Linked DNA regions of Mus musculus: region 2 is linked to region 1. A link is a loop called in an ENCODE intact Hi-C map of the cell type or tissue named here. Cell type or tissue: heart. All regions are shown on one strand. Each heading gives the region's core, and the rest is flanking DNA. Links, peaks and the distances in the headings are about the cores only. Region 1 holds the start of Ppm1g (protein phosphatase 1G (formerly 2C), magnesium-dependent, gamma isoform). Region 2 holds the start of Mpv17 (MpV17 mitochondrial inner membrane protein).

What was found. Peaks named below come from ENCODE experiments on the same cell type or tissue, not always from the same donor. Only the 100,000 strongest peaks of a DNase experiment are listed, where the experiment ranks them.
Region 2: it touches region 1 in a loop (4-fold over the local background); 1 of 42 quality-filtered maps calls a loop at or near these places.

The regions. Positions count from the first base shown.
Region 1 is chr5:31,216,213-31,221,587 of GRCm38, forward strand. Ppm1g (protein phosphatase 1G (formerly 2C), magnesium-dependent, gamma isoform) reads right to left here and starts at 4,333. Exons shown (of 10, transcript NM_008014.3): 1 at 4,091-4,333. The coding sequence starts at 4,210. In heart, for the core only: CTCF peaks have their summits at 3,024 and 4,069; a DNase peak (open chromatin) is centred at 4,499; H3K4me3 peaks cover 2,920 bases; H3K27ac peaks cover 1,909 bases.
Region 2 is chr5:31,151,889-31,157,263 of GRCm38, forward strand. Mpv17 (MpV17 mitochondrial inner membrane protein) reads right to left here and starts at 2,363. Exons shown (of 8, transcript NM_008622.6): 1 at 2,303-2,363; 2 at 1,780-1,854. The coding sequence starts at 1,849. It overlaps Gtf3c2 (general transcription factor IIIC, polypeptide 2, beta), which reads right to left. Exons shown (of 19, transcript NM_027901.2): 19 at 4,118-5,375. In heart, for the core only: no CTCF peak of the experiment used is centred there; DNase peaks (open chromatin) are centred at 1,813 and 2,383; H3K4me3 peaks cover 1,522 bases; H3K27ac peaks cover 1,432 bases.

The DNA.
Region 1 (5,375 bases), core at 83-5,082:
CAGTCCTTCAATAATCTTTCATGATGACCACTCAAAGTTAGATTCAAAACATATCAATACCAAATAGGGTCTGGTGATCCAAACCTGTAATCCTAACACTCAGGAGGCAGAGATAGGAGGATACCTGCAAGTTCCAGAACAGACAGGGCTACATAATAAATTCCTGTTTCCTACCCTCAGCTTCTCAAAAAGGCTGCAGAAATAACAGGAATAAGTAAAGGCAGTTGCCACCAAGTCTGGGCGACCTGCGCTCAATCCTAGGACCTCCATGGTAGGAACAGAAATGAAATTTCCACAAGCTGTCCTTTGAACTCATGTGTGCTATAACACACGCATATCCACATACAAACAATGCTTAAAAAAAAAATACAGAGAGTTTTTAAAAGGAGGAAAGTAGTGGAGAGAGACGGCTCAGCAGTTAAGAGCACTGGCTGCTCTTCCAGAGGTCCTGAGTTCAAATCCCAGCAACTACATGGAGGCTCACAACCATCTATAAAGGGATCTGATGCCCTCTTCTGGCATCCAGGTATACATGCAGAAAGAGCACTCATTAAAAAAAAAACAAAAAAACGCCGGGCTTGGTGGCGCACGCCTTTAATCCCAGCACTCAGAAGGCAGAGGCAGGTAGAATTCTGAGTTCAAGGCCAGCCTGGTCTACAAAGTGAGTTCCAGGACAGCCAGGGCTATACAGAGAAACCCTGTCTCGAAAAACAAAAAGACAAAAAAAAAACAAAAAACAAAAAAACCCACAAACCTTTAATCCCAGCACTCGGGAGGCAGAGGCAGGAGGATTTCTGAGTTCGAGGCCAGCCTGGTCTACAAAGTGAGTTCCAGGACAGCCAGGACTATACAGAGAAACCCTGTCTCAAAAAACCAAAAAAAGAGAGAGAGAGAGAGAGAGAGAGAGATGGCTCAGTGGTTAAGAGCAATGACTGCTCTTCCAGAGGTCCTGAGTTCAATTCCCAGCAACCACATGGTGGCTCACAACCATCTGTAATGGGACTAATGCCCTCTTCTGGTGTGTCTGAAGACTGCTACAGTGTATTCATATACATTAAATAAATAGTATTTCTTTAAAAAGTTAAAAAAATAAAGAGGAGTATTTATTGAATTTTTGTAACATCCCAACTCTCCACAAAACTGTTTTCTTTCAGAGGAGCCTCAACAATCCTTTTCCTTTCAACAGTACATTGCGTTCAAACTGGACTTCTCACCAGCCACCAAAACCTCACAATTTTTGTTTGTTTCTCAGCACCTCCTCCTCCTTTTAACTCCATAGGATAGCTCAACAAGCTGGAGAATCCCTCCAAATCACAAAGAAGGGGGTGTATCACTACAGCATTTTGACACCCTCTCCACTTCCTCCCCCAAATTCTAGTTCTACAGCAAGAGGGTTGGAGAGACTGAGACAGAAGGTATGAAATGCCAGCTTTTGGTGACTACCACCCACCCTTGGTTCAAGAGAGAGACTAAAACAGGCTTAAAGCTGTGTCAGACTTTTACTAACTTCTGTAAGGTAAACCAATACAACTTATCTGAACCCAGTCTTTAGAATCAAGCCAACAATGTGAATGGGCTTCATTAATTGGTGGAATTAAGTCTATTCCTTAGGAAAAGAGGAACCAAGACATAGCATAACTCTTTCCCCACCTTTTTGGCCTATTGAACTATATACACTCTTAGATCAAGATCTTATTTTCTGAAAGATTCTTCTAAGAGACTAAAAACTTTAGTGTCTTTCTTAAAATAGCAAAGATACTATGTAATACTTTGAGGGAGGACACAAACCTAGAAAGAAAGTATCTATGCAGCAGAAAGGGATCTTAACTAGCACTTCAAGATTAGGCATATTTACTCAAACAAAAGTAAATCCAGGAATAGCACAGCAGGAGCTGTAATGCTCAAACATTGCCTTTAGAGTGAAGATTATGGTCTCAAGAACAGTTGAGCAAAATTCTTCATACCAAACAGCCCTAAACTCAAAATGAAGTAGATTTTTAATCTCCAATGGAGGAACCAAAACACAGTGGGAAATGCTTAGCAGAGAAGTAAAATCACAGAATTCCTAGATCTAAAAACACTCAGCTCAATTCATAAAAAAACTAGAAAGAGTGCCCCCAAAAGTGGAAAAACCATTTCATTCCACGGAAATTAAAAAACAAGAAACTTGAAAAGTCTATGAGATGAGAATAAAAGAACCCCATAGCCTAACCCAAACACCAGCCAGACTAACTTTATGGCTTTTCTTCCACCACCACCCTCCCCAACCCCCACTGCACTTGAAAGAACTAGTTATCAGCAGAGGCCAGAAGAGGGCACCGGATTCAACCACGGGTTTTTTTTTTTTTTCTTCCGAGACAGGGTTTCTCTGTAGCCTTGGCTGTCCTGGAACTCACTCTGTAGACCAGGCTGGCCTCGAACTTGGCTGTCCTGGAACTCACTCTGTAGACCAGGCTGGCCTCGAACTCAGAAATCCGCCTGCCTCTGCCTCCCAAGTGCTGGGATTAAAGGTGTGCACCACCACGCCCGGCTTTTTTTTTTTTTTTTTTTTTTTTTGAACCACAGGTTGTTGGAACCTCCTTGACATGGGTGGGCACTGAGAATCACACTCTGGTCCCCTGTAAGAACAGCAAGTTGCACTTAGCCACCCCCAAGGCTTTCCTTCTGAAGCTATACTATACCCAGGTATCTCTAACTTTACCCAGTCATTACTACAGCATGCCACTGAGAAATATGAAAGCTGTGCTTCATCTTGACACCTATATAAGAACAGCTCCTATTGTCTTGAACACCTTAATACAATTCTTTGTATCAAGGTACAAGTACCCTAATCTTTCTAGGCCTCAATTTCCAAGCCATTAAATGTGGGCACTGAGCCAAATGAATAGGACCCTCTCCTTGCTGAAATTATTTATCTAGATTCTGCTGGATCTAGATAATGCTAGAGCCATAATCAAAAGCTGGTGAAAATAGCTTTTGAGTCTGAGAACAAACCATTTAGGTTCACACTGTCATTCCAGAGCTAACCACAGGGAGGAGCGAGGGAATTTGAGAGAAAAAAAAAAAAAAAAAAAAAAAAAAAACACCAAGGGAAACTATTTGGCTGTTACCTGTAGCCCACCTACTAACTGGATAAACCCTCGATTCCAGACATAATTAGAACTTTTCACTAGTCCCTTAGACTTCACACAAAATTGCTCAAAGACACCTATTCCCTGTTCATTGTAGTTTCACATCCATTTGCTCAACACTGTCAATCCAAATGATTGCTTTCCCTTTCATCCAAAGTGGACTTTTCTTTTCTTTTTAAAAGTTATTCGTAGATGGTGACAAAAAAGGATTGATGACAAGACTGAAAATCGAGTATACTAAATTATATGCAGAGGAAAATGACAACTCAGTAAGTTTTAAAGAAATCGAGTAAGAAAAAAAATTACAAGCATATTTCAAAAAATAAAAAATAAAAGCAAGCCTAGTGACAGACACGATTCCTTTCCTAAAGATCATAAAAGATTTCGAAAAGAATACGAACGAGTGACAATTCTCGAAGGTCAAGCGGGGCTTCTGAAATTAACATGAGGTGTCTAAGGCTAAAAGCAACTGAGGGTTAAGAATGGAAAGCACATTATTACCCGGGCTCCTTTTCGCCATCAAGTTTGTAGCCCCAAGAGGCCTGCCACATTACATATTTCAAGAATAAAAACGAACCAGTCATTCACATCTATTCGACCAATAAGCGAACAAATAACGAGTCTTCCCTCTTCCCTCTGACAACCCCATGCCGCTGGAAAAGCTGGAGGGCTGGGCTGGCACCAGAGGATGGCGCGAAGGTACGGAGAGACGGCGGCCAGTAGGCGGAAGGTGCCTCTTCTCACATGGCAGGGCTCCCGCAGCCACTAGCCATCAGGCCGCGGTCCCCAAGCTCTAGCCGCTCCCTCTCCGCCCGGATCCCGCGCTCGCCGCCGCCTCCCGCACCGTGGCTGCAGGCTCTCGTCAGGGACCCCTGCTTGAGGAGAACCCCATCCCCCTCGCTCCCTTTCTCTGTCAGGTTCCTGCCATGCAGTGGCCAGCCGCTGGGGCCCTGTCTCACCTCCATGGAGACGCGCCAGCCTTGCATGGCGGAGAAGCCGTAGGGCAGCGGGAGCCGCGGGGCGCCAACCCCGTCCCCGGAGCACTTCACCGTGTTGGGCTGAGAGAGGTAGGCACCCATGGCGGCGGATGGCTGGCTACCTGAGGAACAGGTAAGCGGGACGCGACCCTTGCCGGCGCCGGAGCCGGGGCCCCTGGGGGCGCGCGTGGCAAGGAGCGGGCCCGGCTGCGCAGTCGACGCAAGGTGCCGGCGAAAGGCGCGAGGCCGGCTAGGAGGCGGTAACGGGACAGGAGCGGGGAGAGGGCGGAAGCGGAAACCGCGCTGCTCCAGGCCCCGCCCTACTGGCGCGGTGAGCCGCTGCGGGCGGTCATTTCCTTAGCAACTCGCCCCGCCCTCGGGGACAACGGCCCGCCCAACCGCCGCTCCCGCGAGACTGGTTGCCACGCCCACCAACGGCTGGGGCTGGAGGGAGCCATGGCGATGTGCGGCCATCTCCACGCTGACCGTGCTTTAGCACGGGGCTCTGGTCTCAGCAGTTTTTGCCTGAAGTCTCTATTGTGTGGGACCTGGGGCTTCCAGTTGCGTTCTGCGGTTTTGTCAGCCCTGTCCCTCCCTCTCTCCCTCCACGCCCTCAGATTCCGACAAACCCCGCCGGATTCGGTTCAATTAAAGTTGACTAGCGTTTGTACTGCGCTTCCGCGGTCTTTGGCCAGGCTCTGTGAGGCCTGTACTGACAAAGGAAAACGGAGACCTAGGTCTGTGGAAAAATTCGAATTAATACAGGGTAGAAACTGTTTGGTGCAGTGCTGGGTGAGGCGAGAGCAAAGAGGCGGGAACGAGCTGCTTATCGCCAATGTAGATTTAAGACCCTCGGAGAAGGTGCCTGAGGGTGGCGTTTAGCCACGGGAGAAGGGAATACGGATACAAGGCTGGAGGACTGAGGAAAGTGTAAACTACATTGGGCTGGCTTATTGAGGAAGCTGGCTGGCCTCTTTGTGGAGAGCGATTCTAAGTAGGAACAGATCTAGCGATGGATGGATGGCCTAGCATCAAGATGGGTAATGTGGTCGTCATTGTGGTGGTGCCTGTTTTGCGTTTGTTAGTCTAATTCTGTGTGCACTGGACACCAGAGGAAGAGTCTGGCGGGTACTGTAACTGGTTAGAATGCTCTTAATCTGAACGTGATGAACTAAGGACTGGGGTGCTGGCCACGGGTAGTTAGGGTTGGAGGGACAATCCAGCAGGTTCTTTTCATTATATGGATTATATATAACGGAAAGGAGTA
Region 2 (5,375 bases), core at 119-5,118, 64 kb before region 1:
CCTTCTATCTGGCAGCTAGGGGCCCTGAGGGAATCTGAGGCTGGGCAAAGGGCCCAGCATGTCAGTTCCCATCACAGCCACACAGTCCAGCATGAGTCACCACACACTCAGCCAGGTGAGTCATGCAGGTCGGACACTCTGAGGACAAGAGGTGGATGGGCACAGGATGCTATCGAGGGGCCAGAGAGGAGTAGGAGTCCACCTTCTGGCCAGTCATGCGGCTTCTAATGCTAACATACAGCTATTCTACTAACAAGACCTCTGGCCTACCTACCCTTCAGCCCCCCTCTTTCCCCTCAGCCCTCTGCCGAATATGGGTTCTTTATCTAAGCATAGGCAAGCCTTGTTTATTACCTGACCGCCCACTGCAATGCTCTGATGCTCTGATGCTCAGAGGCCTGCTGAGGCTTCCTTGAACTAGCACTTTGCTCCTCATGCTGTGGCTTCTGTATGCATATGAAAAAACTTCAGATTTGCCTGAAAAGTTGGCCACGGAGGAACCTAAGATGTGCTTCAAAGCAAACGACCTCAGAGTAGCCCCAGTCATAACAATGAGTAGCCAGCAAAAGGAAGGGTGGAACAGATACAAAGAGGCACTGGAGGCGCTCTGTGAAGCTGCTACTTCATCGCTGACAGAGTAAAAAAGCCGCAGGTAGTGTACTGAGAATATGTTTGTAAGAAAAGCCAAACAATGATGTAAGCTAAGCTTAGGAGAGTGGCCATCTAGCCAGCCGTAGTGGTTTACATTTGTAATTTCAGCATTCAGGGGGCTGAGAAGAGACAGCTGCAAGTTTAAGGCCAGTCTGGCTACAATGTGAATTCTAGGTCAGCCCAGGGTTGTGTGACTCTTGTCTTAAAAATGAAATAAAAACTGGAATATATGAATTGAAAGAGAGGGATCCAACAGAGTTCCAAAGCTGATTACTGAAGGATTCCCTTTTAATATGATTTAAACTTTAGATATATGACTGTTTTATACACTTCACAATAAACATTATGTATAAAAATGGAGTAAGTTACTTCAGCACTTGTTAGGTGTGTCATTTAATGTGGACTCATTCCTGCTAACAGACCTTTGGAGGCGCCTATGCATGGAGACAATGTGCTCAGCACACTATAAAGTATAAGAGGAAAGCATTTAATTTCCCAAGGTGGGGTCTCTTGGGGGCAATGCTTTTTAAGAATGGACTACTTAGGCTAGGCAGTGGTGGCACATCCCTTTAATCCCAGCACTTAGGAAGGAGAGACAGGTGGATCTCTAAGTTGAAGGCCACCCTGGCACACAGATTTTCATGACAGCCAGGACCATACAGAGAAGTCCTGCCTTGAAAAACAAAAACAGAAACTATCACCTAATTTCTTGAGGACTTTAAGTCTTGCTCGACAGACTGTGCATCTCTCTCTTTTAGATTTATTGTTATCATTTTAAACTGTGTGTGTTTGTGCAAGTGAGTGCAGATGCCCCAAGTGGTTGGAGGTGACAGAGCTCTCTGGAGCTGGTGCTACAGGTGGCTCTGAGCTACATGACATAGTGTAGAATCCTCTACAGAGCAGTATGCGCTGTTAACCTCTGAGCCACGTCTCTATTTCGTCTCCCCTCCAGCATGGGTCTCAGAAACAGCTCACCCTCCAAAACAGACATAATAGTTCAGGAGAAGGGAAACACTTCCGGGGGGGGGGGGCTAAACTGGAGGAGGTAGGTGGTGTCGTGATATGGGCCTCCTCCTCCACCTCAAATCAGCTGCTCTAATTATACTCTGGTCCCAGAGTGACACTCACCAGCTGTCAGAACCTGGACTTTCCACGGATGTGCTGCCAGGGCTCTCTGGTATGCTCGCCAGAGTGCCATGCTCCCTGTCAAACCAAGAGGATAAGTCACTCCCATTGCCCCTCACAGTAAAGAACATGCCTGCCATTTCCTTATGCTCACTCTCCTTACTTCCAAACTCTGCAAGTGACAGAGGCCTCAGAAAGCTTGCTTACTGGGCCGTGCCCCTGCCTTGTGGTCACTATTCATCTGGAAAGGAAGCAGTTTTGAGTAACCTGGTCCTGGTCCTGAAGCAAGGCATCCAGTCCTGATTAAGACACTCATGAAATTAGACTTACTCTGGCTTCCATCCAGAGTCTGGGTTCCATCCCCCAAGTAAACACGATAGGTCCCCAGATTCAGTTGGAATCTCCTTTATAAGAGTAACTACACACCAGAAATAAACCAAGACCTGGATCTGTAAGGTCACATGACCTGCAAGAACTCTCAACCCACAGTGCTTCAAGTCTCTGAATGCCAAGAACCTCCGCTCACCTGAGTGCCAGCTCTGCGCAGAACCTTCTCTCACGTGACCGAAGCTGGTCCAGGGACTTCCGTATCGAGCACCGCCTCTTCCGTCTGCCTGCGGGCCGGGCTGTTGTTTGGACACAAGCAGTCCAGGAGGAATGCAGGTGGGTGGGGCCTTTGATACCCCTTGCGAGGCGGCTCAGCCGACCACTTAAGGGGAGTGGGCAGCCCCCTTCTCGTGGACTGCACCAAACATCGGTGTAGGACAGTCTGTGCTTCCCTGTAACTCGGCTGCCCCCACCCCCCACCCTCGTTCTCCCCAGACTATCAGGCCAGACTGTCAGTCTCCCGGAGGTAGTCAGGTCTAGACGCCCTTCTCAGTTTGGAAACTTGAATGCTGAAGTAGTGCAGGTATACCCAAGCTCCCAAGTGAGCAGAACTCAGACTTGTTCTATTTTTTTTCCTTGTTCTTTATACCAAATTTTTAAGTTTTGTCTGAAAAATCTTTCTGGACAAGCAGTCAACTTTCAGAACCACTGGCTTAGCAGAACCTGAGAACGCCCGTGCTAGCTGTCTTAAGTTTGGTCATGAATTTTGTAAAATGACCCTGTCTTGCAATCAGGGCTCCTTGAATTCTAGGGCTGTACAAGAGGCAACTCAATGGAGGGTTTGTTTTGCTTTATGGGTTTCTAGAGTCATGCTTTGTTTGTTGTTTTTCCAAGACAAGGTTTCTCTGTGTAGCCCTGGCTGTCTTGGAACACACTCTGTAGACCAGGCTGGCCTCCAACTCAGAAATCCACCTGCCTTAGCCTCCCAAGTGCTGGGATTAAAGGAGTGCGCCACCACACCCGGCTTCTAGTCATGTTAAGCAAAGAGGCATAAAACTATATTTAAAAAAAAAAAAACATTTTAGGAATCTTAATCTCCCTCTAGTTTTAACACCCAACTCCCTGCAAATCCCTTCCTGAGGTAGGTAAAGATGTATACGTCTCCAAGCCTTGAAAAAGGTCAACTTATTTGATGTCTGTCCACCCCCAGCTCAGTTAGTCAGTTCCTGTATGATTAATGAAGGATGGATTCTATTAGAGAGAGTAAGAATTCAGGGGAATTAGATTCTTGTGTACAGAACATGCTAAAAGAATTTCACTAGTAGACATAATAAGGGAGTCCAAATGTGCAAGATTGGAAGGTGTTTTTAAGCGATATGGATTCAAGCCTTATTCAGATTGCTTAACCTCTCAGAACCTAATTGTCATTACATAAAATAGTACCTACCCCATGGAGCTCAGGGGTATATGAAAAGCACCCCAAACCGAGAAAATGCTTAATATCATTTATCTATCCTCCCTTCTCTCCCACTAGAGAAATATAAAAGTCCCTTAGTGAGGTTTGACCTGGGAGTTTCTGGAGGGGAGAAGATACCAGGAGGGAAGTGAGCCCAGGATCTTGCACACACACTAAGTCCATGCTCTTCCATTGAGCTACATCCCAGCCGAGATGAGATCTTGAAGGACACATAGGTTTAGGTGTTGGTGTCAAAGGCAACAGAATAAGCTAAGGCACACAGGAAGAAGAGCAAGAACCAAGAACAGCTACACTGGGAAGGAAGATAGGGAAGAAAGGACTGAGGAGAAAAGGCTTGTGGGAGAGGAGAAAGAACAGAACAGAAAATATTGCCCCCACAGTTACTTCTCAGCTCAAGCGTGAATCAACACCAGGAGCAGGGTCGCTGGCACAGCCTTTAGTCCCCCCCCCAGGTTCCACCTTCTCTAACGCTGGAAGTAGGGAAATACAGATGTGCTGTATGGATGGGTTGCTCTGCAGGACAAGCCAAGCTCCTCTGCAATGGAAGGCACTTCTTTATTAGTTCAAAAAGCAAGCCCGACACCGCCTGAGCTGGATCACAACAGAGTGCTATAACACTTGGCTCCTAACACTAATGCAGTTATGGGCCCTTCTGCTGTGTAAGGACCTTACTGTCCTAGAGGTCTGCTTCCTCTTCTGTATAGGAAGGGGACTCACTACTTGGCTCTCTTCTTAAAGACTTCTGGCGTTTGACAAATCTTCTACACTACTCAGGTAGAAAACTGTTTCCAGATATAACAGACCAATCTTGAGTGCTCTAAAGTCTAGGTTTTGTTTCAGGCAATACTAATGTAAACTGCATCCCATCCAAGAGGAAACAGGCTACCTGTTTCCTATTTCCTAAGATGGTCTAACTACTTCCTTCCACACTTCAGCCTGTATACTCCAATGTGTCCCCTGCCTGTGTTTTCAAGACAGTATCAGTCATGTGAGGTGCTGCTATCCACAGAGGACTTGATTGAGCGAACAATACATTATTGGGTTCTAAATACTTTCTATACAGAGTTTAAACATGTTTAATACGTCAGCAATGTGACCATATCATAAAGATCAAAAATCATGACTTGTAAAAGAATGATTGAAATAACTAAAGATATTTAATCTAGAGGAAAAATGCCTTGGGAACACATGATAGCTACTGTGAAGTACTGAAAGGGCAGCCACAGGGGGGGTGACTATTTTCTAACACCCATTAGTAAAATTAAGAGAGGTATACTCTGACTTGATATAAAGAAGATCTTTTTTTTTCTTTTCTTTACTTTTTTTTTTTTTACTTTTTGGTTTTATGAGATAGCCCAGACTGAATGCAAACTTGTGATCCTCTTACCTCGGCCTCCTAAGTGCTGGGATTACAGGTATGCACCACTATACTCAGCTTCAAAAAATTTAAAAACACTATCTAGGAGTGTTCAAGTAGTGTCATATGTCAGTGATTGGGAATATTTCATAAGCAGAAACACGAACTAGCTGCTGTCCTACTGGCAGGGTGCTTATGTTGTTCCTCAGTTAAAGTTAAGTTATGAGCAGCTTCAGTCCAATAAATTACTGTCCCTACCATCGGGCCTGTGTGTTGGTTATTCTAATGAGGGAGATCGGAAGGCAATAACATCGAATTCTGGAAATAGACAGGAGCCTTCATGAAGATATCCTTTCCGACTGTCCAAACACCCACTCACAAGTGCTCTCAAAAACACCCAGTACCTTTACTTAGCTTTACCTCCTTCACAATATGCTC